3 separate regions of the Homo sapiens genome follow, and regions 1 and 3 are each linked to region 2. The links are chromatin loops, found by intact Hi-C in ENCODE. Cell type or tissue: chondrocyte. All regions are shown on one strand.

Region 1 (8,000 bases), 310 kb before region 2:
TCACCTCTCAAAGACCCTACCTCCAAATACCATCACACTGGAGAATAGGTTTCAACATATAAATTTGGGGGAACTGGGGCACAGACATTCCATTTATAACAACCTTTTCTTCAAATCTCTACCTCAGGATGAAGTCTGGACACCTTAGACTGGCACTTACCCCCACAGGCTGCCTGCACCCATACCTTCTCCATTAGCTTTTCCCTCCCTGAACCCAAACTTCACCCAAGCCAGCATTCCCCCAGAAATATCTGCACCTCCACACCCCACTGTTCCCACCTATGACTTTGCTAAGACATGTCTGTTACAGGGGACTCTTCCCTTCCCCTCCTCCCTCTGCTCTCCAAGTCTCACCACCCTCCCCATCTCCATCCTGCATAACGATGTCACCATTCTTTGGTGCTGAGGCCAGGCAGCTAGTGGGGCTTTTTCATCGTGATTGTCTTGGTCCCAAACTGAACTGAACCCCTCAAAGCCTCCAGGACTGCCATGAGCTCCTGCTTGCCATCCCATCCCTGTTCCCTGGCCCACTGCTTGGAATGCAGCAGGCCCCCGACAAATGCTTACCTGCTTCAGTGGGCAAAGGCAGCTCATGGACCACACTTTTGTTTCCTGCAGGGGGACCACAGACACGTTTGAGTTTGACAGCATCTACTTGGGGGACATTGCCTCCCTCTGTGTGGGCCACCTTGCCAGGGAAGACCGGTTTATCCCCAAGAGAGAACTTGCCTGGCATGTCAAGACCATCACCATCACCGAGATGGAGTACGGCAATGTGTATGTACTGAGCCTCTCCCCAAGGAAGTGCCACTCCCTCAGCATGGGGCAGGGACTGAGCTGGACCATGGGCAAGAGAGCAGGGTATGATGAGGTCTCTTCTTCAAGGTCAAGATTACCCTGTTCAGGAGGCCTAGAAGGCAGGAAGGGAAGAGACAGCTGTATGCTTCTGAAGCTATCTGGATTGTGCATCTACTATCAGAGGCAGGGGAGTAGGCCAGATGACCTGGGGTGCATCTAGTCTTTGGATCCAGGGATGCTTCCTTGGAAGGATACTGAGAAAGTCAAACAGTGCCAGAGAGCAGAGACTTTCCTTGCCTTCCCCTTCCCTCAATCTAAAATGACAAAGAAACACAGTTATGAAGCCTGCTGTTTACACGGTCATAGTGAAAACCCACCATCCATGTGGGCAGAGTAGGGACCAGAGACAAGCTAGGGTAATCCAATGGTCCATCTGCCTCACAGTACCCCAGATAAGGGGCTTTGCATTCTCTCATCAGAGCCTTCTGGAGACTCAGACATTTCTGGAAGATTAAGGGTCTTAGTTACCTGGGCAACATAGTCACAGTCATCAATTTGTCTAATTAAAACCCCTTGGTAACCAAGCTGGAAGCCAGGAAGAGCCCTGAGGCTCTGGAAGGCAGGAAAGGTGCTGAGAAGGAGCCAGGGGAGGGTGGAAAGGGGAATCCAAGATCAAGGCTTGCCAAAGGGTAAGTGAAAGCTGAGTACATAGCTCACAGGGCCAGAACCACTGTGGACGCTCCCACATCTGCACCTCTCCCTGGGGCTGGCCCTGCTCATACCACACCCTAGAGCCTTCCCTGCACAAGGAAAGGTAGCCCTTGTCTGCACAGAAGCGGCAGCCAGGCTGGACCTAGGCAGAGCCCTCGGCTATGGGCTCTGGCCCTCAGGAGGCCAAGCTTCTCAAAGCCACACTTGTCCAACCTGCAGCTCCCTGGATTTGGCTCCCCCAGACCAAGCAACTCCTTGGGAATTTGGCAGAAGAGGTTCTGACCTCTGCTCAGACTGCCATAACAAAATATCAGAGAGTGGGTGGCTTAAACAACAGAAAGCTATTTCTCACAGCTTTGGAGGCTGGAAGTCTGAGATCAGGGTTCTAGCATGGTGGAGTTCTGGGAGCACTCTCTTTCTGTCCTGCACATGGCCGCCTTCTCTCTGTGTCCTCACGTGGCAGAGAGAGAGAGCTCTGGTTTCTCTTCCTCTTTGTGTAAGGGCACTAATTCCATCATAAGGGCCCCACCCTCATGACCTTATCTAAACCTAATTATCTCTTGAAGTCCCCCATCTCCAAATACCATGGCATTGGGGGTTCCAGCTTCAATGTATAAATTTGGGGAGATACAACTCTGTTCATAGCAACTTCCCTCTTGAGCTATGGCATTATTTGCTGCTCTTTTAGAGAAAGCCCAGCTCAAGTACAATCAATCCTGTAGGAGTTGCTCTATGTGGCTGCTAGGACCAGTACTGATGAGAACTTGACAGCTGGGAGACTATCCCAGAAAAGTGAATGACTCACTGAGCAAGTCAGGGCCAGGCCTAAGCCCTTTCCATGGCTCAGTACTACCTCCCATCCACAAGGACTGTGTCTGCTGATACTGCTCATCTGCAAACCTCCCAAAATAAACAAAACAAAATAAAATAGTCACCCTCACATTACCCTTAAACCCACAATGTTGGCCGAGAGAGAGTTCTCAGCACCACCTGGCACCTTCCTGTCTTAGGAGGAAAGGAAGGCAAAGGCCCAGCTGTAAGCTTCCTGCCCCACAGTCCTGGGCCTCAGTTGTAGAATTTTCCATCCTGCAGAAGAAAAAGCCGCTCTTAATTGAAGCATCTTTCCCTCCAGCCTCAGGAATGCAGCCTGTCTTTTGTTGTCACCAGGGCTGGAGCGGGGAGGAAGAGATATCTGTGAGGAAGGGGCTCTTCCTGAAGTGAAGGGGTTGCAGGGGGTCCAGGCCTCTGGATACTAGCGCTGTCACCTGGTCAACTGTGTGGCCTCCAGCAGTTACCCATCAACTCCTTGTGCTTCACGCTGCCCTTTGGGAGGAGAGCTGGATGCTCTATAGGGTCTAGGGTAGAGGGACGATGGCAGGGGTGTCAGCCTAGGAGCTCTCTGAAGTCATGCCCTAGCTCACCCCTGCCTGCCTGCAGTTCTCAAGCCTGTGGTCTCTGCTGGATGAAAACCTGTCACCTGCAATTCTCAAGCCTTATTCTCTGCTGGATGAAAACCTGTCGCCTGCAGTTCTCAGTGGTCTCTGCTGGATGAAAACCTGTCGCCTGCAGAAATACCACCTTCGTCCAGAAGGGGGACTTTGCAGGCATGTTTAATCGTGGTGACAATTCACATGGCCTCATTCTAGAAGGAACCTACATTCTGCATTATAAAACCACTTGCTTAACACTGTGTGTAACATCCACAATTCCTTTCCTGCCACCATGTTAGCCATATTTGGAGTTACATGAATTACAAATGAATTTAATCTCAATATCTCATACACACAATAACTCCAAATGTCCATCTCACAGCTATTTCCATTCTGATCCCTCTTTTGCAGTGTGCTGTTGACCTTCCTGACCAGTTCTCATTCATCACTAATAGCCTCAGGATTTGGGTGAAAGGTCATACAAAAAGACCTTATTTTTTAACTGAAAACACCTTTATTGTTTATCCCGGTAGCATATCTAATACACAACCATAAAAATTCAAATACAGAAACGTATGTAAAAGAAAGTAAAAATTCCCTACAGCCCTGCCCATCAGAGGTGGCCACCATGATGAGCATTTTGGTGACCCCATTCTCTCTGGGATTTTTCTAATACACAATGTTCACAGATGTGTGCTTATACATAGTTTTGAATATGTATCACTTTTTTCTGCTCATTTTTCTCTGCTTTTGCCTTTACTCTGGCTGGACACCTTCCCCCCTTTCTAGCAGGAGCAGCCCGCTGAGTGTCCTTCCAAAGCCAGAGCTTTGTGTAAGTCTGCAGGGCCCACATTTTGGTGATCCTATAATTATGTCTATCAGAAAACATTTCCTTATATCTACACCAGGGAATATTTTTCAGCCATCAAAAATAATGAATTAAATACATACCAGATGACTTGGAGCAATTCCCAGGAAGTATTATTGAGTGAGAAAAGCGAGACACAGGAAAACATGTCTTATGTGATGCCGTTTTGTAAAGGGAACACTGACATCCCCATATGTCTATGTACACGTGGGTCTGTGCAGGGTTGGGTGAAATGGAGGGAAATTTGGCAGGCTACACCCTCAACTGTTACATGGGTTATCTGAGGAGAAGCGATGCTGAAGTGAGAAGGAGAAAGAAAGAGAGCCAAGCAAAGAGGGAGCAAAAAAAAGTACGTTTAGAAAAGTATGTATATGATCAGATGATTTTTGTATTTATATAGAATGATGCATATTAGTGGGCATATGCATAAAGAAATACATTTTAAGAGAATTTTAAAACAATGCAAGTATCTCCTCCTCTAAGAAATTGTAGTATGTAACAACAATCCAAATTTATCAAGTGATAAATTGGGGGAAGAAGGATCTCAAAACAGAATAAGGATTTCCTGCAAATGTCTTTAAATGGCTTATTCTTCAGGGCCAGGCAGGCTCTGGCTCTGGGTCACCTTAAGCGCTGACTTTTCTTCTTCAAGTCTCAGTTCCTCCTCCTATGAAATGGGAGGATGATGCCCAGGGTTGTTGTGGGAGCTAATGAGATTCAAGAATGCAAAGTCCTGGAGTTGTGTAAGCAGGCAAAAAACCAAAGGTGTTTTTTTTTTTGTTTTTTTTTTTTTCTGTTAAGAATGTTCATCTAAAATAGGGTTTGATTTTGCACCATTGGGCACACCTTTTCAGTGTTGCATTCCTGAAGTTGTTAGCCAGCACCAAGACAGCTTGTTTTCAAAGGTGTTAGCATATTAGCAATTTGGAGTGGGAAGAAACCATAGCAATTGTTCAGTCCAAACCTCCAGCTTCGCCAATGGGAAAATCAAGATCTGGGTAGGATATGTGACTTGTCCAAGGTCACACAGATGGTAGGTGGCAGGGCTGGGGCAGACCATGCCCTCTCACATCCTGTGCAGCATTTTCCCACCATGCTGTCTGGCTTTTTCCTTTATAATTCCTGAACCCACTGTCATTACCCAGAGGCTAAAATTGGGGATGTGCAAGAGAAGGTTTGGGAGGACTTCTTGGTCCAAGACCATTCTCTTGGCTCTAGACTTGCTTCTGCTTGTGATGGCTTCTTCGATAGAGGACTTTCTCTTTCCCTTTGTACTCTGCAGTCCATGAACACACACACACACACACACACACACACACATACATATATATACAAACTCTTTGTTCAACTCAGCCAAGTGTAAGGGATCTGGGAGCGTACATTTAATAGTCATATTTCCACTTGGTTTTGCCTAAAATTGTCACTCTGGATTCAGCAACTCCCTCTAAAGGTGACAACACCAGGTACAAAAATTAACCAGTCCCTTTAAGGGAGCAAGAGTATCTGCAGATGGGAGTGAGCTTGGAAAAGAGCAGGTGACAGGTGAGAAAGGAAAGCACAGCTGTGTGCAGTGACTCACACCTGTAATCCTAGTGCTTTGGGAGGCCAGCGCAGGAGAATTGCTTGAGGCCAGAAATTTAAGATTAGCCTGGGAAGCATGGTGAGACCCTATCTCTACAAAAATATATTTTTTTAAATTAGCTGGACATGATAGTGCATGCTCATAGTTCCAGCTTCTCAGGAGGCTGAGGCAGGAGGATGACTTGAGCCCAGGAGTTCGAGGTTATAGTGAGCTATGATCGCGCCATTGCAGTCCAACCTGGGTAGCAAATTGATACCCTGTCTCTAAAGAAAATAAAAATTAAAAATACATAAAAATGAATAAAGGAAAACACAGGAAGAGGAGAGTCAGATCATGAGGAGTTTTGCAGACCGTTGTAAAGTCTTTGGCTTTTACTTGACATGGGAAGCCACTGGAGGGTTCTGAGCAGGGGAAGGACATACTTGGGCTTACCTCTCAATAGGATCACATGGCTGCTTCATAGAGAATTGACCACAGGTAGCAAAAAGCTAGAAGACCAGTTAGGAGGCTCTTGATAATTTCCAAATAGGAGATGATGGTGACTTGGACCCAAGTAGCAGGAGGGCAGATAGATACTAGACAGTTTTCAAGTGGGCTGGTTCTGGATATATCTTAAAAATAGGGTCGGCCAGGCGCAGTGGCTCACGCCTGTAATCCCAGCACTTTGGGAGCCTGAGGCAGGTGAATCATGAGGTCAGGAGTTCCAGACCAGCCTGGCCAAGATGGTGAGAAAAAAAAAATAAAGTCAACAGGATTTGCTTATGGATTGGACATGGAGTATGAGGGGCAAAAAAGAAGTAGAAGAATCAAGAAGCAACTGGAAGAATGGAGATGCCCGTCCATGGTGAATTTGAAGTTAAACAAGAATCCATACGCACATTTAAACCAACATTTCCAGCTCCAATATCCCATCACCTTGGGAAGGGATCATTTATAGATGAGCAAGGGGATCTGGGGGAGGGAGCAGCCTCGGCTGGGGTCTGCTTAGCCCCTACCCCTCCACTCTCCCACCTCTCTGCCAGGTACTTCTTTAACTGTGACTGCCTCATCCCCCTCAAGAGGAAGAGGAAGTACTTCAAGGTATTCGAGGTTACCAAGACGACAGAGAGCTTTGCCAGCAAGGTCCAGAGCCTGGTGCCCGTCAAGTACGAAGTCATCGTGACAACAGGCTATGAGCCAGGGGCAGGCACTGATGCCAACGTCTTCGTGACCATCTTTGGGGCCAACGGAGACACAGGCAAGCGGGAGCTGAAGCAGAAAATGCGCAACCTCTTCGAGCGGGGCAGCACAGACCGCTTCTTCCTGGAGACGCTGGAGCTGGGTGAGCTGCGCAAGGTGCGCCTGGAGCACGACAGCAGTGGCTACTGCTCAGGCTGGCTGGTGGAGAAGGTGGAGGTCACCAACACCAGCACCGGCGTGGCCACCATCTTCAACTGTGGCAGGTGGCTGGACAAGAAGCGGGGGGATGGACTCACCTGGAGAGACCTCTTCCCTTCTGTCTGAGGGGCTAGGGCCCCCACCCTCTCACTGAGATGCCCCAATCTCACATTTCTGCCCTCCACCTTGGCGGTCAGCAGCCCTTCAAAGCCTCTAGCATTGGCACTGGGGGCTAGCAGTCCACTGAGAACTTCATGGGGTCCTGCTCCCCACCCTACCCCCAGTTTATTGAACCTACAGTGATAATAATTAGCATGTGTCATAATCTGTGGCTGCCCAAAAATAATTTTTTGTATTTCCTTTTTCTGTAATAACAGTAGTGACCAGGCTGGGACTTGCTGCAGAGTGTGGATGAGAAATTGAGTCTTCACCCAGGGGATAGAAGTGGAGAAGCAGAGGCCATCAAGATGGTGTATTTTAAGCAAAAACTAATTAACACTTTTCCCCAAAAAAGCTAGGCTAATTAAATTATTACCAACCATATCCTATAAAGAACTCATCTTAGCATCTGCTTGCTAAGAAGTGTATACTTTTCCCCAGTTTCAATAAACCCAGTGGCAAGTGGAGAAAAACCTCAGGAAGAAGTGTTTTGCCGGGGGATTTATGAGCCTGTGAAAAGTAGATAATTCTTTCCATCACTTTACAGAGAACGCATTGGCAAGTGCCTGCTGGTTATCCCAGCCTGTGCTAACACAGTCAGGACTGGACACAAAGGTGATAGGGATGGCACCTGCAACAGCCTGGTCACTGGCACTCTAAGGCCGGGAGAGAAAGCAGGGTCATTGAGGTTATTTGGTGATTATCACCTGTGGCTCTCTGTGGGCAAGGTTTGGACTGAGAGCTGAGAGGGGCTTGGGAACAAAGTGAAGACCTGGTCTTTACCCTCAAGGGGAATGTGACCTTGATGGAGAGGCAGCAGGAGAACTGTACATTTGAGTACCCACACAGATTCACACATGCACACACACTCTCCCTGATCGGCAGTCACAAAGTCACAGCAAGACTTCGCAGAGCTCAGCACCTAACTTCTGATTTTCCTGTAGAGAAAAGGACAGCAACAAGGTGGGTCGGGCTGGAAAATATCCCTACAGGAGGGCACCCCAGGACCAGTGTTTCTGCCACTTTGCTGTCCCTGCACCCTCTGTCCCAGAAAGGTCTAAACTCGCAGTGAGGC
Region 2 (8,000 bases):
TGGGCTCTCAAGGCCGGGCACGGTGGCTCACACCTGTAATCCCAGCACTTTGGGAGGCCGAGGCAGGTGATCACTTGAGGTCAGGAATTCGAGACCAACCTGGCCAACATGGTGAAACCACATCTCTACTAAAAATAAAAAATTAGTCAGGCGTGGTGGCAGGCGCCTGTCTTAGCTACTTGGGAGGCTGACATGGAAGAATCATTTGAACCCGGAAGGCAGAGTTTGCAGTGAGCCAAGACCGCGCCACTGTACTCCAGCCTGGGCAACAGAGTAAGACTCCATCAAAAAAAAAAAAAAAAAAAAGTAAAGAAAAAAAGAAAGAACAAACGAACAAAAGAAGAAAAAGAAAGGGGCTCTCACTATGTTGCCCAGGCTGATCTCAAACTCCTGAGTTCAACTGATCCTCCCGTCTCAGCCTCCCAAAATGCTGGGATTAGAGGTGTGAGCCACTGTGCCCAGCCCCTTACAAATATTTTATCCACTCTATTTTCTATCCCCCTTCTATATAGCTCTCCCCTTTTATAGTCTCACAACTTTTTATTCATAGTATCATATGTACTTCATTTTGCCTAGAGAATTACAGTAACCCAAGAAACTTTATTTGGTCCCAAACTCTTTCCTAAAATAACAGAAGATAATGAAATCACTATTCCTTAAAGGAACACATTAAAAATCCAACATTTAGGCCGGGTGCAGTTGCTCACAACTCTAATCCCAACACTTTGGGAGGCCAAGGCAGGAGGACTGCCTGAGCCCAAGAGTTCAAGACAAGTCTGGGCAACATAGGGAGACTCCATCTCTACAAAAAATTTAAAAATTAGCCAGCCGTGGTGGCTCACACCTGTAATCCCAGCACTCTGGGAGCCGAGGCAGGCAGATTGCCTGAGGTCAGGAGTTCGAGACCAGCCTGACCAACACAGAGAAAACCCGTCTCTACTAAAAATACAAAATTAGCCAGGCGTGGTGGCACATGCCTGTAATCCCAGCTAATTGGTAGGCTGAGGCAAGAGAATCGCTTGAACCCAGGAGGTGGAGGTTGCGGTGAGTGGAGATTGCACTCCAGCCTGGGCAACAAGAGCAAAACTCCATCTCAAAAAAAAAAAAAATTAAAAATTAGCTGAGTGTGGTGGCGTGAGCCTGTGGTCTCAGCTACTTCGGAGGCTGAGGTGGGAGGAATGCTTGAGCTCGGGAGGTTGAGGCTGCAGTGAGCTGTGATCATGCCACTGCACTCCAGCCTGGGTGACAGAGCAAGAGTGTCTTTAAAAAAAAAAAAAAAAGCACACACACACACATTTTTCACCTTTACAGGTTTTTCTCAAGTACTGTCTATTCAGTAAACATGAATACATGCTATTTCCATATCCTCAGTTATGTGCAGGAAAATGAGGAAGATCTAAGATGATTTACCAAAGGTTTGGGTCTCTAGTGTACATGAATTCCAAACTTTAGAAAGAAGAATACTGAAATTGCCTATTTATCAAGTCTGTTCATGCACGTGTCAAAAAAAGCTGTAAGATTGGGAATCCCAACAAAACAACTTCTTGTATAATGAGTAACTACAGAAGCGCACAGAATTTACTAGTCACACAATAAAGAGACTGAAAGTACCAATATCACTATTAATATTAGAAGCAAGAAACCTTTGAAGGACACGCATTAGCCCTCAGTTCTAATGGAACTGCATTAAATTAGAACCTAAAGCTGAATTTATCTTTACTATATGGGTTTTGAATTAATCATAACCATAAAACAAAGAGTATTATGACAGTTACTCTCACATAAATGCATGTTAAATATAAAGTGAATAAGTAACAACTACACGGTGAACTTATTCTAACAATGGAGAAAGTTTCCAGCTCCAATATCCAGTCCATCCTATTTTCCACAAAAAGTTGTCAGAAAAAATTTTTTTTCCCATTAAGAAATCTGATTCAGTCCAGGCGCCACGGCTCACGCCTGTAATCCCAGCACTTTGGGAAGCCAAGGCGGGCAGATCACGAGGTCAGGAGGTCAAGACCAGCTTGGCCAACGTGGTAAAACCCCGTCTCTACTAAAAATACAAAAATTAGCTGGGCGTGGTGGCGCGTGCCCGTAATCCCAGCTACTCGGGAGGCTGAGGCAGGATAACTGCTTGAACCATGTGTTTTTTTTTTTTTTGTCCTGAGACTCCTCAGGACATCAGGCAGTAACTATCAATTGTAGGCCTCTAAAAATGCTTGTTAAACCAAAAGGCAATGCTCTGATTACTGGAGGAATCTAGATTGCCAAGATCAGCAAAACTACATTAGAAAGTTAATAGCTTCCATCCTTAAAATATCCCAAGAGAAGAAAGGGAGTGATTCTGTTAGCATGTACCCAATACTACACAATAAAAGCCTAAGCAAAATTGGCAGATGTTTTTGTAATTAAGAGGTCCAACCTTGACGAAGTATCATCAGTAGGATTTTAATTCTACTGGGTAAGAGGATTCAGAAAGCAAAAGGTCAGGCAAAAAACGAAAAACCCATCCAAACAGAAACTGCTCAAGGATCTGGTAGGGCTCGTACCGATGTTCTCTACTTCAACCTGTGAGCATCAATTTTGTGATGGGGGCTGCCGGGGACGGGGGTCGGGGCGGGGGGGTGGACAATTTTAAAGTGAGAATGAATGGCTTGCGTAAAGGCGATAGTCTTTAACACGGGTTCGTCAGTGTACATCCTCGCCGGTTTTGAAATAAAGTTGACAAACTCCCCAGAAGCGGTCTATTTTGGAGACTGACACATCTCTCGCATTGACTGGAGGCGCCTGCCGACCGAAGGTAGTGGAAGCGCCGAGAGGCAGGCGGCGCCAAGCCTATAAGAAAGCCTTTTCTCCCTCCACCAAGGCCACTGCGGCCGCGGCGCCGGAGCTCTCCGCTGCAGGGGCAGGTGTCGGCGCCAGACCCCCTACTCTCGGAGCTGGCGGAGTTGCCGCCACTGCTTCCCCCGCGGGCCTAGGAGCCGGAAAGTTGCGTGAAGACAACTCCAGGGCCGTGAAGTCGCTTCCCCCCGCAGCCCGGGGACTGCGGCACCTCCAGCCTCCCCTCAGCACCCCCGGAAAAGGACTCGCCTCAACCCGGCCCCAGCGTCTGGGGGCTTGGAGTGCCGGAGCCAACTCCGCCGGGCCGGGAGGACGCTAGGGTCACCAACGGCGGACGAGCAAGGAGGTCGGAGAGGTGCGATGCCCCAGCGTCAGCCGGCAATCCAGGCTGCGAGTTCCCGGCGCCCACCAGCCAGGCCCGCTAGGACCCCAGCGTCCGGACGCCGCAGAGCCCTCACCGCGGCCCGCAGCCCTCCGATTCGCCCCGACCCCTCCCTGGGACGCAACCCGGGCCCCCCAACTCGACCAGTAGCCAGGCCGCGGCCCTGCGCCCCTTCCCGCCTCACCTGCGCTCCGCGGCGACTCCGTGCCTTCTCGCTCGCTTCGCGCGCGCCCCGTCGGGGCACGCACCGAACCCCCGGCCGGGACTCTTCCCCGCTGCGGTGACTCAGGACGCGACGGCCACCGCCGCCTTCTCCTCCTCGGAACAAGCCCCGGCAGCGAGCAGTGGGTCGCGGTCAGAGCCCCTGCCGGGACCAAAGTGAACCTCGCCGCCTCCGCAGCCTCTACCACCAAGTCCCTTCAGTCGTCCGCGCCGCCCCCAAGAAAATGTCACCAGAGGCCGTTCCGCTGGGCGCCTCACTTCCGCCCGGAAACACAGAGCCCGCGTCGGCCGGCTAGAGAGGCAGCTGCGCCGGAGACCTCTGGAGACTGGCGCCCGAGGCCCGAGAAAAGCCAGACAGCGCCATCTGGCGCGATGGAACCCGCGCTCCTCCCGCTGCAGACCGCGGGGCGTGAAGGCGCCGGCTCCCCGGGCTTCTTTCCCGCGCTCCCTCCTTCTGTTGAGACCGTCACCTTCCCGAAATGTCTTTCCCGGGGGGTGGGAAAGCCACTCAATGCAAGCCAAGGACAATGCCTTCAGCAAAGGACAGCGCTCCCTTTTCTGTGCGCTGCTCAGTACTCACCCCCTCCTGAAGCCCTTCCGAAAGCAGCTTGCGGTGTCTGAATCCCAGAGTCGCTCCAGCGGAGAGCCCGTGCCCTTCTCTCCCCGCTTTTTCGCGGATGCCGATAGCTGGGCTCGGGGAGACTCGGCTGAGCTCTTCTCGGGCAGCGGCACCAATATCTGCTCAAGTTTCTGTCCGGGCACCTTGCAGGCCTTGCAGATCGACCGCCACCTGCTGGTGGGACGTGGCCCGCTGGGGAGACCCCGCTCTGCCCCGAATTCCGCCTCTGCAGTCGCCCTCCGATTTGCAGTCAGCCCTGGGGAGGGTGGGGGAAACGAGGTGGACCCGAACCCCGAAGAAGGGGAGGAGGGCGCAGGCCCACTGGCGGGTGGAGCGTTTCCCAAGGAGGAGCAGGAGATGCTGAAGACATATCTCAAGACTCAAGATCTGGCCAAGGACCCGCGCTCCCCCAAAGCAAAGCAGTGTTTTGAGAAGAAAAATAATAATAATAAAGCTTTGAGGAGGAAAATGTAAACGGTCTTTACCTTTACAGAGCTGTGCTGGAACCTCGGATGAGACCCGTCAAGAGGAGATTCTGAAAATCTCACACCACTGGGTCCGCACTCCCCTAAATATCAGTCTCCCCCTTCAGACCAGGCCCCTTAGTTCCCCCACTTCACTCATTTTTTCTGACTGCCTACAGGAGTGCGAGTTTTTCATCCCCAACTACAAGAATAAATTAAGAAAAGAAAATAATTTTATTATACCAGGCACCTTGCATTTAAATGGGTTAAATCCACTGAATCCTCATTACAACTCATAACAACCCTATGAGTTGGATGGCGTTACTAGTCCCAAATTGCAAAGGTGGAAACTGAGGGACAGAGTGACCTGCCCAAGATGACACATCCAAGTAAGTGGCAGTGTTGGATTCCAACACAGGCAGAGCTTACTTTCTTAACCACAGCCACCAACTGCCTCACTGAGAATCACAGAGAACGTAGTGTGTGCTAGCTAAGTAGTTTATCCGTGTATGTTATTTCACTCGTTCATTCATTTATTTACTTTCTGCTACCTGAGTCCTCAAGGGATTTGAGAGGTTATGGGGTAGTGACAAGAGCCCAGCCTATTTCAGGAAAAAAAGAAAAGAAAAGGAAAAATCACACTAAGATCACAACTTTCAGTCTGGAAATGAATGAATGTGGACTAATACATTGAGTTTTTAAAAGATTCCTTGACAGTCTGATCTAATCAATGCTGCAGAAATACTGAAGTAGGACCCTGACTACTGAGATACCATCTTGGGTCCTTCTCCTGTTTTTTGTTTTTTGTTTTTTGCTTTGTGGTTGTTGTTTCTTTGTTTTTTGTTTGGTTGGTTGGTTTTGGTTTTTTGGTTTTTTTCTTGAGACAGAGTCTTGCTCTGTCGCCCAGGCTGGAGTTCAGTGGCGCGATCTTGACTCACTGCAATCTCTGCCCCCCGAGTTCAAGCGATTCTCCTGCCTCAGCCTCCCGAGTAGCTGGGATTACAGGTGCACGCCACCACACCCAGCTAATTTTTTGGTTTTTTAGTAGAGACGGGGTTTCACCATGTTGGCCAGGCTAGTCTCAAACTCCTGACCTCAGGTTATCCACCCACCTCAGCCTCCCAAAGTGCTGGGATTACAGGTGTAAGCCAGCGCACCCAGCCCCTTCTCCTGTTTAATACCAATAAGTCAATTTCCTACGTCGAATGGCCTTTGTATATTTTTGGAGGCTAGGGCATTTGATATCCTAATTACTAATATTTTTATTACTACTATATTTCCATTATTAAATGGTACAGTTACTTGCTTCTTCCCCTTCTTCTGTAGGAGCAGAAGGGATCCTACTTCTGCCTCAAAGTCTTCTGTGTATCCAATACTTAGCTCTACAAGCTCCTGAAATGCCATCTCTCCCATAAAACCAGCTCAGCCCAGACACAACCCCCGTCACCACTACCCTTATTACCCCCTCCATCCTGGCCTTCCACTGTGGGTCAGGACTCCCCTGCTCACACACACTCTCCTACAAACATGTCTGCCCTTGGTCTATCTGTAGGGTTACTACTAAACCATATTCGTCATCCTCTCAACTTCTGTCATAGCCCTAGAGGCCAGAGCCAAGCCTGTCAGAATCACTCTTCACCATCATTTTTTGCACCTGATATACCGCCTAGCCTGGGGCTAAGCCTGCAGCAGGTACCTGCCAGCTGTGGTGGCCTGGACAGTAGCATCAGGGCGTGGCTGGTCTGGCTTTGACTGTAACCTGATCTCTCCTGACTGAGCAGGTTACTTCTACCATTTGCCCTGTAAAATGGACACAATTATGAGAACCACTCTAGAGATGATGAAAGTAGGGGGAGACGAGGGGAGGGAACCCTCATTTCTGGGCTCTGGGCTGCCCCCTCCCTTCCATCTCAGATTGCTAAGAATTGGGCAACCTAAGGCCAGGCGTGGTGGCTCACGCCTGTAATCCTAGCACACTGGGAGGCCAAGGTGGGCGGATCACCTGAGGTCGGGAGTTCAAGACCAGCCTGGCCAACATGGTGAAACTCCATCTCTACTAAAAAAAAAAAATACAGGCCGGGCACGGTGGCTCACGCCTATAATCCCAGCACTTTGGGAGGTTGAGGCGGGCAGATCACCTGAGGTCAGGAATTCAAGACCAACCTGGGCCGGGCGCGGTGGCTCACGCCTGTAATCCCAGCACTTTGGGAGGCCGAGGCGGGTGGATCATGAGGTCAGGAGATCGAGACCATCCTGGCTAACAAGGTGAAACCCCGTCTCTACTAAAAATACAAAAAATTAGCCGGGCACGGTGGCGGGCGCCTGTAGTCCCAGCTACTCGGGAGGCTGAGGCAGGAGAATGGCGTGAACCCGGGAGGCAGAGCTTGCAGTGAGCCGAGATTGCGCCACTGCAGTCCGCAGTCCGGCCTGGGCGACAGAGCGAGACTCCGTCTCAAAAAAAAAAAAAAAAAAAAAAAAAAAAAAAGACCAACCTGGCCAACATGGTGAAACCCCGTCTCTACTAAAAATACAAAAAATTAGCCAGGTGTGGTGGTGCACACCTGTAATCCCAGCTACTCCGGAAGCTGAGACAGGAGAATCACTTGAACCCTGGAGATGGAGGTTGCAGTGAGCCAAGACTGTGCCACTGCACTCTAGCCTGGGTGGCAGAGCGAGACTCTGTCTCAAAAAAAAAAAAAAAAAAAAAGAAAAGGCTGGGCACTGTGGCTCATGCCTGTAATCCCAGCACTTTGGGAAGCCGAGGCGGGCGGGTCATGAGGTCAGGAGTTTGAGACCAGCCTGGCCAACGTGGTGAAACCCCGTCTCTACTAAAAATACAAAAACAAATTATCCAGGCATGGTGGCAGGCACCTGTAGTCCCAGCTACTCAGGAGGCTGAGGCAGAAGAATCACTTGAACCCAGGAGGCGGAGCTTGCAGTGAGCCCAGATCACGCCACTGAACTCCAGCCTGGGCGTCAGAGCGAGACTCTGTCTCAAAAAAAAAATTAGCCGGGTGTTGTGGTGCACTCCTGTAGTCCCAGCTACTCGGGAGGCTGAAGCAGGAGAATCGCTTGAACCTGGGAGGCGGAGGTTGCAGTGAGCTGAAATTGTGCCACTGCACTCCAGCGAGACTCCGACTCAAAAAGAAGAAGGGGCAACCTGGCCTCCCTCAACGTAACCACCCACCCCCACCATAGCCAGCACCCACTAGGATCGCCCAGGACCTGCTAGAAGGCAGTGGCCTCTGGGGAAATGCTGACCTTCTGCACAATAGTAGCCACAGAACCTCAGACAAGTCACCGCTTCCAGGGTTAACATGACTCGCTCTGCCTCACAGCGTCATTCCATAGGATTAAATGGCCTCCTCCAACACAAGGACATCCAGAAGCATTCTAAGGACTCTGAGTAGTGGAAGATCAGACAGTTGTCAGGACCAGGGGCTCTGGGGTTTGACAGATGTGACATTGGACT
Region 3 (8,000 bases), 160 kb before region 2:
CCCCCACCCCGACTTGGTAGAGGAGCCCTGGTCGGCCAAGGGAAGACATCATTCTGTGTATGAGGGAGTGGGGAGAGGGGGAGGAGGGCCTGAGCCAGCAGGGATTTAAGCAGACGTGGAGTGGGAGAGGATAGAAGAAACATTTCCAAGACGAGAAATGTGAGTCCAGAGGCAGAATACAAAAAAGAAAAAAAATGAATCTAAATGCATCTCGGATTTGCTTGGGAGGTGGGAATTTTTTATTAAAAGAAAATGAAAGAAATGTGGAGTGGAGGTGGGGAGAAGAGGGGAAAATCAAGCTATTGTTGTAGCAGAATGTGAGGGAGAGGGGATGTGGGGAAAGGGGACCGTGCAAACACACCCCATTTATCACAGTTAAAAACAAAGCCCGCGCCGGCCCGCTGCTTTGTCAACCGCTGCCCGGGGCAAAGGCCTGGCGTGGGGGCAGCTTCCCACCTCATCCTCACACACAGCACAACACCCAAGGGCCGGACGCCCCGCTCCAGCCGGACCCAAGGAGGGCACAGCAGCGCAGGTCTGACTCTCCGAGGCGCGCGCGCACACTCGCACACATGCACACACACATACAGACACACACACACACACACACACGCGCCCAAGCATCTTGAACCCGTGTATGCAACTGTCATACAAAGACAGTTGCGGGGGGCGGGGTGAGCAGGGCAATAGCACAAGGGCGATGCACAAAAAGGGTTAAAGACGAAAAAAGGATGGGATGGAAAATCGTGCAAGTGCCCACGAGAGGGTGGGGGCTGGGGCATGGGATAGGGCAGAGACCCAGGTCCCAGCTAGCCAGCCATCGGTACTAATGAACAAAAAATGAATACAAAACACACATAACACAAAACACACATATACCTCAAAAAAAGCAAACCACAGAAAACCAAGCATGCTCTCGCGCGCGCGCTCTCTCTCTCTCTCACACACACACACACACACACACACACACACACACACACACACACGGTCATGTATCTTTCTCCTTTCGATCATACAGGGCTAGGTATTAGGGGAAGGGGCTGTGATTTGGGGGAACCACGTCCGCCGCAAAAAATAAAAAATGGGGCTGGGGAGGAAGGGACCCAAATTCGCCAAACCCTAACTTCACTACAAAAGCTCCCACGAGGGCGGCCGCCCCCACCCTCGGGGGTCCCCCTAAAATGGGGTGGGGGGAAGCCACCGCTCGCCCTGCGTCCTCGCGGGTGTGCCCTGAGCCCCCGGCCGCCCGCGGCGCCCGCCCCCGCCCCGGTGCCTGCGGCGATCCACGCTCCGAAGCAGACCCCGAAAGGAAAAAGCGATACCTCTGTTTCGCACAGAGCCAAACACTGGAAGCACGAGATAGCCGACGTGGACCAGGACCATCCTGGCTCCTCGCGCGGCGGCGGCGGCGGCGGCTGCGCGCGGGCCCTTTGTGGCGCGGCTCCGGGGCGCGGGCGCGGGCGGCGGCGGGGCTGCGGGAGCCGCCGGGGCGGGAGGCGGAGCGCGGGGCGCGGGCGGCGGTGGGGCGGCGGCTGGCGGGGAGACAGATGGCCCATGGAAAGGCTCCCTTCCCGGCCCCTCTCGACATTCAAAGGCGCTGGGGCCGCAGCTGCCGCCACACAAAGGCGCGCGCAGCCAATGGGAGCGGAGCGCAGCGCGGCGCGGCCTCGCCGGAACCGCGGGGGACAGCGGGGACCGCGGGCGCGCGGGTGGCGGAGGGAGGGAGGGGTGACGGCTGGAAGGGGGCCGGCGGCCAATCGCTGCGGCCCGCTGCGGGGCGCGAGGGAGGGGTCAGCCCCACGGGAAGCGTGGAGCCCAGCGCGGGTCCCTGGCCGCCCGCGGGCCGGAGAGGGCGCGCGTGAAGCGCCCCTGCACAGACATGGGCGGCGTGAACACGGAACGTGCACACATGGAGAGGGACGTGCACTCAGACATGTGGAGGTGCGTTCCTTAGTGCAGAGAGACGGGCACGAGCGCCCTTAGTGCACACGACCCTGAGGTCCCTGCACACCGCGCACGGGTCACTCGGGGACGTGCGCTCGGAGGCTGGCGCACGTGTAGAGCCTGACTGCGGGCACAAGGGAAGCTGGAATGCGAACAAGCAGCCGCAAACAGGACCCAGGCACTGTCACACAGACATGCACACACCAAACGCCTTGTTAACGCAGGACGCGTGCCAAGAACGCATTCTCAGAGACACACAGAGGGAACACACGATGCAGACACAGGTAAGACACGCACACTCCCCAGGCTCTCTGCCTGGCGCACCGCGTCGTTGCTCTTGGAGAGCACAAAGCTCACAATAATTATTTGCTGAATTGAAATTCACTCATTCACTGAGGTCTTTGCCAACAGTCTACACAGAGACACACTGCCCAGAAAACCCAGGGCCACTCATCTACCTTTTGCCCTGATCTGAGACAGGTACACCCAGCCATGTGCACAGACACGCCCACTTCCACAGCCAGCAGGCGGATATGTAACATCAGGCTCTGAGGCTCCTGCAAATTCACACGTGGAGGCGCAGCCACCGTGTCACATGTGCCCTGTGACAGTCCAGCTGGGGACAAGCAAGACCCAATCAAAGAGCCTTCACCGCAAGCTTTGTTGCCAGGAGGACGACTGAGGCGGTGTTCTTGCATGCTCAGCTGACCTTCTGTGAAAACTCCCAAGGCAACCCTACGCCTACAATCAGGCTCACAGTTCACACACTAAGGCCAGAGAATGCTTCAGGGGCCCACCCACGGGCAGAAAGACAGAGGACATTCCCTACATTGGGACTTGTCTTCAAAGCCCAGTGGTTTCTTTCTTTAATGAGTCTGATAAATAGGAGATGGTAAAAATCACAGTATGTGGAGCTGGAAAGAATCTAATCCAACCCCAACCTGCCCTCACCTTGGAAAAGGAGGGTCATTCATTTAATCCATGCTGTGTTGAGCAAGGGCATAGGGAGGTGATCCCGATCTGCCCAAGATCCCAATTCTTGGAGGCCAGAGAGGGCCTCAGAGATGCCAACGGGCAATCACCATAGAGCTTGTTCCATGCAGAAATGGGCAGCACGGGAAGCTGGGCAAACGGGGAGCCTTGGAGGGGCACCCAGCCCAGTGGGTGGCAAGGGGAGGAGTTGAGGCTGACTCCGGGAAAGTGACTTCTAAGGCTTTTGAGACTTGAAGAATAAAGAATGGGAGAAGTGAGGTAAGACAATGGACAAGACAGCAAAGGGAAAACCACAGCCTGGCTTTACCCAGACAGCTACCATATTCCCAGTGGCAAGGGCAGAACCCAGGGTTCACCATTCTCTCTCCCATAAGCCCGTGGATCTCTCAGGCCTGAGCTCTCTTTCCCACCCTAAACTCTGGCTGCCCCCAGAGAACTCAGGGATGAAGACGGCCAGAGGCAAGTCTCCCAATAGCAGTCCAAGTCTCACCCTAGGCAATTTTTTTCAACCCACTTCTACCACCAGCTCTTTCCTTTTTTCATTATCTGATAAATAAACACAATGCCACTACTAATTGAAATCTGAAAAAAATGAAAGGATTTTAACAAACACCTAACTACTAGAAGTTTTTCCTGTTCTATTTCAGGCTTGGACAGTATGCATATATATCAGAATTGTCATCATAATCTACATATTTTTCATCCTGCTTTTTAAACTTAACATTTTATCAGAAACATTTTCCTGTCCTTTTACGTAGCCATTGTAATTATCATTTCAAATGCTTTTATATATTCCAACTAGTGAACGTATCATGATACTACTTAATCATACCTTATTCTAGGGCATTTAATTTGCTCCCAGTGTTCCATTATTACAGATCATACAATAAACTTCATGCATATGGCATCTCATTTTGGTCGAACTATAAACGTAGAATAAACTTCTAGGATTGACATTCATGGATTGACAAATACGGAAAACTATGGCTCTTGCCACAAATTGCTTTATAAAAAGATAAAACTCATTGTCAGTACTATCAGCAGTATGTATATGGTATGCCAGTTTCTCTGTGCAACCTTGCTAGTTTTGGATGGGCATTCTTTTTTAAAAATCTTACTTTGTACCAGAACAGCTTGCAAAAGCTTATGATTACCCAATCTGACCTTGACAGGAAGGAGGTCAGGGTTCAAACTCTGTAATCAAATTGCCTGGCTTCACATTCTGCCTCTGACACATAGTAGCTCAGGCAAGTTATTTAACTCCTCTAGGCCTTGGTTTCAACATCTGTAAAATGGGCTTGATGATAGCAACCTTCTTGGTGGGGTTCTTTTGAGAACCAGATGAGTTAATACTTGTAGAGTACACAGAATCGGGCCTGGCTATTAGGCTCTTAGTTCTTTCCCTTCACTTGTCCATCTCTCCTTGCTCACCACCTCTTGCCCTCCACTTGCTATTTATGATTGCCTAGTTAATGCAGTTAGTGTAAATTATGCTATAGCATGGAACATCCCTCAGAGAAAGGCAATCATCAAAGAACAGACCAGCAATGCAAACCAAGGGAAATCTATGAGTCCACCTAATAATTGCATCCTTCGTATTTGCACATCAGAGAAACCTGACAGACAGATGCCTGCATTTTCAGTACACCAACATATAAACACAGGCATGAGCCTCCTGCTAAGAAGGAATTTTTGTGGATTAGGAGGAGGAGTTTCATTTTTAATGAAACCTTGTTAACTACCTAACATTTCTCAGCCCCAACACACCCATCTGTATAATGGGGATTAGCACAACCCCTGCCAGACCTACCTTATAGGTTTATTGTGAGGATTCAGTGAGAAAGTGATAAAGAATCTGAAAAAAAAAAAAAAAGAAAAGAAAACAAAATTCTAGAAGCATAAATTCATTGATGTCTCCAGAATGAAAGTCGATTATTGTCTTGCCCGTCTCTTGTTTTTCAGGTGAGGAAGCTAAAGCTCAGAAGGTTGTAAACAAGGTCACAGCCATTCATGGCTGAGCTAGAACTAGAATCCATATTTCCTAGCACATAGCCTAGTCTTGCTTCTACTTTCTATCTGTTTCCGTCAGGCTGGGATGACTGTTTTCCACTCTCCCTCCCATTAGCTAAAGTCCATAGAAGTACAATAAGAAGATTTCTGGAGTAGAAAGATTTGTAGAAATATTCCATTCTTCAGGGTTTTTTCTTTGTATGTTCTGCACCCCCTCAATCCCTGCCAAAATCAATGCCTAGTGCATGTTTGTGGCATAGCATGTAAGGCTCAAGAAGTATAAAAAAATGAAAAGTGAAGGTTGATCTATAATTCCTAATCCAAAATGGAAAAACATGGCCTTAGAGGATGGAGAAAGCGCTGTCACTTTGGTCTCTGACCCACACTTTGAATCCCCACTCTCTTTTGGCTCCACTATGACCACCTGCAAAAAGATTTCTACAGATCATCATGTTTCTGGAGCCCAGAAGTATCTGTTTTAAGAACAGCTCTTTTGGAGCCCAACCTTACATCTAGGTTATGACCACATTGTCCTTTAGTCAACAAATGAAAACAAACCCACCACATCAGTCATGTAGATAACAAAAATGTTCAAGAATGATGACAGCATTCCTGCTCTTCTCCATGTTGTGTTGACATCAAGTTGACAACTTGCAAAAGCTGTGCAAAACAGCTATGCGTCAATCAGTGAACCTACTGGGACTGGTGTCACGACAGCCCTGTGCTGAACGTGGCAGGGGATTCTAGATGCGGTCTGCTGCAGAAAGAGCCGTGGCCCCAGGCACTGATGGCCGCTGGGGAGCCAGGGCATAAACACAAGAAAGTAAAGAGTAATCAGGACAGGCTGCCCATAACGAAGGATGATGGTGAGTCAGACAGAAGTCACGGTAGGCCTGAATACTCAGGAAATCCTCTGGATGGATCAGGGGAGATGAGGACCCTAAAGTGTGGGTCTATTTTGAACAGGCTGAGAAAATGGGAGTGGCATTGAGTCAAGGAAGCAAAATATGAACAAAAGCCCAGAATTAAAAGCAGAAGAAAGAGAAGGAACTGGAGCCAGGCGTGGTGGCTCAGGCCTGTAATCCCAACACTTTGGGAGGCTGAGGCGGGCAGATCACCTGAGGTCAGGAGTTCGAGACCAGCATGGCCAACATGGTGAAACCTCGTCTCTACTAAAAATACAAAAATTAGCCAGGCATGGTGGCACATGCCTGTAATCCCAGCTAGTAGGTAGGCTGAGGCAGAAGAATTCCCTGAACCTGGGAGGCGGAGGTTGCAGTGAGCCAAGATGTTGCCACTGCACTCCAGTCTGGGCAACAGAGCAAGACTCCATCTCAAAAAAAAAAAAAAAAGAAGGAAAAGGAACTGGAAAAGGTGGAAGTGGAGGGGAAGGGGAAGAGGAGAAGGAGGAGAAAGAGGAAGAGGAAGAGGAGTGAGAAGGTCAGAGAAGAATAGGAGAAAGAGAGAGAAGAGAAGCAGCAGCTTGGAACAAATGTGCTATATAGGAAGGAGCTCAATGTTCTTGGCCGAACTGGGAACCTGGGTCATGGAAAGCATGGGAACAGTGAGGACTGCACCATTTATTCATATGTTCACTGCACAGTCACTGAGTAGAGCCTTTTGCATCAGAAAGTGCAAGGGATACAAGATAAGATGAATGAAGCCACTTCAGCCCTCAAACAGGTATGGGCCAACAGGAAATGAAGCAGTTACCAGGGTTCACAATCCCCTTCTCCAATGTAATTGGGAAATTACCTGAGCACCTGGCTGCCCAGGTTAAATCCCAGCTGAAGATCCCAGACCCCCTGGCAGTGAGGGAAGGCTGTATGATTAAGTCCTGCGGACAGGGATGAAGATAGGAATGTTGTGGGATATCTTTCGTAGAAGATAAAGCTCGCTTGGAGGATGCTAGAAATTGGTAAATAAAGAGAAAGAATCAAGTATGTGTCCTGGCTTTCCCATACAAACTCTATTATTTTAAGATAATGAAATATTTAATGAGAGAAATTTCTTTTTATAGAAATATTGGCAAACAAATAAGAAATGATATCATGAGCATGTCATCTTGATGAAATAAAAGTTCTAGGCAATGACCGTTAATGGCTGCTAATATCAGCAAAAGAGAGACAATGGGCCATGATGCGTTTCTGATAGAACACACCACCATCCATGAGGTGGTCTTTCCAGAAAATGAAACCTGAGCCTGATGAAAGCTCCAGATCTAATTTCCAATTGTTAGGAAGCACAGGAAACAAAGAAACGTAGTAAAAGATAACATTGGGATGCAATCTGCAAAATTCAGATTAGGGAAACTCTATAGGATAAACCAACCATTTTCTTCAAAAACCAAATTAACAGGTGCTAAAAGGAGATGGAGGGGGAGCCTATAGAGACATAAGGGATCTATCAACCAAATGCAGTGTTTAGATTTTCATGAGATGGAATTAGAACAAGTAAACTATAAAAGTAATTGGGGGCCAGGCATGGTGGTTCGAGCCTGTAATCACAGCACTTTGGGAGGCCAAGGCAGGAGGATCACTTGAGCCTAGGAGTTCGAGGCCAGATTGGGCAACATGGTGGAACCCCGTCTCTAAAAAAAAACTTGCTGAATGTGGCCAGCTACCCTGGAGGCTGAGGCACCTGAGCCCAGGAGCCCGAGGCTGTAGTGAGCCATGCTCGTTTCACTACACTCCAAATAAATAAATAGTAATTGGGGAAATGCACACTGACTGGATATTAATGATATTAAGGAATTATTGGGGTATTTTTAGGTGGAATAATGATATTATGGTGATGTTCACACAGAAAACCCTTACACAGTCAGTTCTATGTACCTGCAGGTTCCACATCTGAAGATTCAACCAACTTCCAGTTGAAAATACTTGAAAAAAAAATACAAATAACAATACAACAATAAAATTAATACAAATTTTAAAATACAGTATCACAACTATTTTCATAGCGTTTGCATTGCATTACATCTTATAAGGACTCTAGAGAGGACTTATAAAGTATACAGGAAGGTGTGTGTAGGTCATATACAGATACGTGAT

What was found. A loop is a pair of places that touch in the nucleus more often than their neighbours do. Peaks named below come from ENCODE experiments on the same cell type or tissue, not always from the same donor. Only the 100,000 strongest peaks of a DNase experiment are listed, where the experiment ranks them.
Region 1: it touches region 2 in a loop (12-fold over the local background); 25 of 110 quality-filtered maps call a loop at or near these places.
Region 3: it touches region 2 in a loop (2.7-fold over the local background); 11 of 110 quality-filtered maps call a loop at or near these places.

The regions. Positions count from the first base shown.
Region 1 is chr18:46,476,364-46,484,363 of GRCh38, reverse strand. It overlaps LOXHD1 (lipoxygenase homology PLAT domains 1), which reads left to right. Exons shown (of 41, transcript NM_001384474.1): 40 at 619-777; 41 at 6,412-7,091. The coding sequence ends at 6,892. Among named protein-coding and RNA genes, the nearest start is that of ARK2C, 150 kb to the right of the region's middle. In chondrocyte, CTCF peaks have their summits at 2,893 and 3,099; a DNase peak (open chromatin) is centred at 6,742.
Region 2 is chr18:46,169,738-46,177,737 of GRCh38, reverse strand. ARK2N (arkadia (RNF111) N-terminal like PKA signaling regulator 2N) reads right to left here and starts at 3,704. Exons shown (of 5, transcript NM_145055.5): 1 at 3,408-3,704. RefSeq lists enhancers at 2,691-2,820, 3,421-3,470, 3,501-3,760, 4,081-4,130. In chondrocyte, CTCF peaks have their summits at 2,846, 3,976 and 4,176; DNase peaks (open chromatin) are centred at 3,217, 3,707 and 4,257.
Region 3 is chr18:46,327,658-46,335,657 of GRCh38, reverse strand. It overlaps ARK2C (arkadia (RNF111) C-terminal like ring finger ubiquitin ligase 2C), which reads right to left and starts at 1,640. Exons shown (of 8, transcript NM_152470.3): 1 at 1,323-1,640. The coding sequence starts at 1,383. RefSeq lists enhancers at 1,587-2,197, 2,198-2,809. In chondrocyte, no CTCF peak of the experiment used is centred here; no DNase peak of the experiment used is centred here.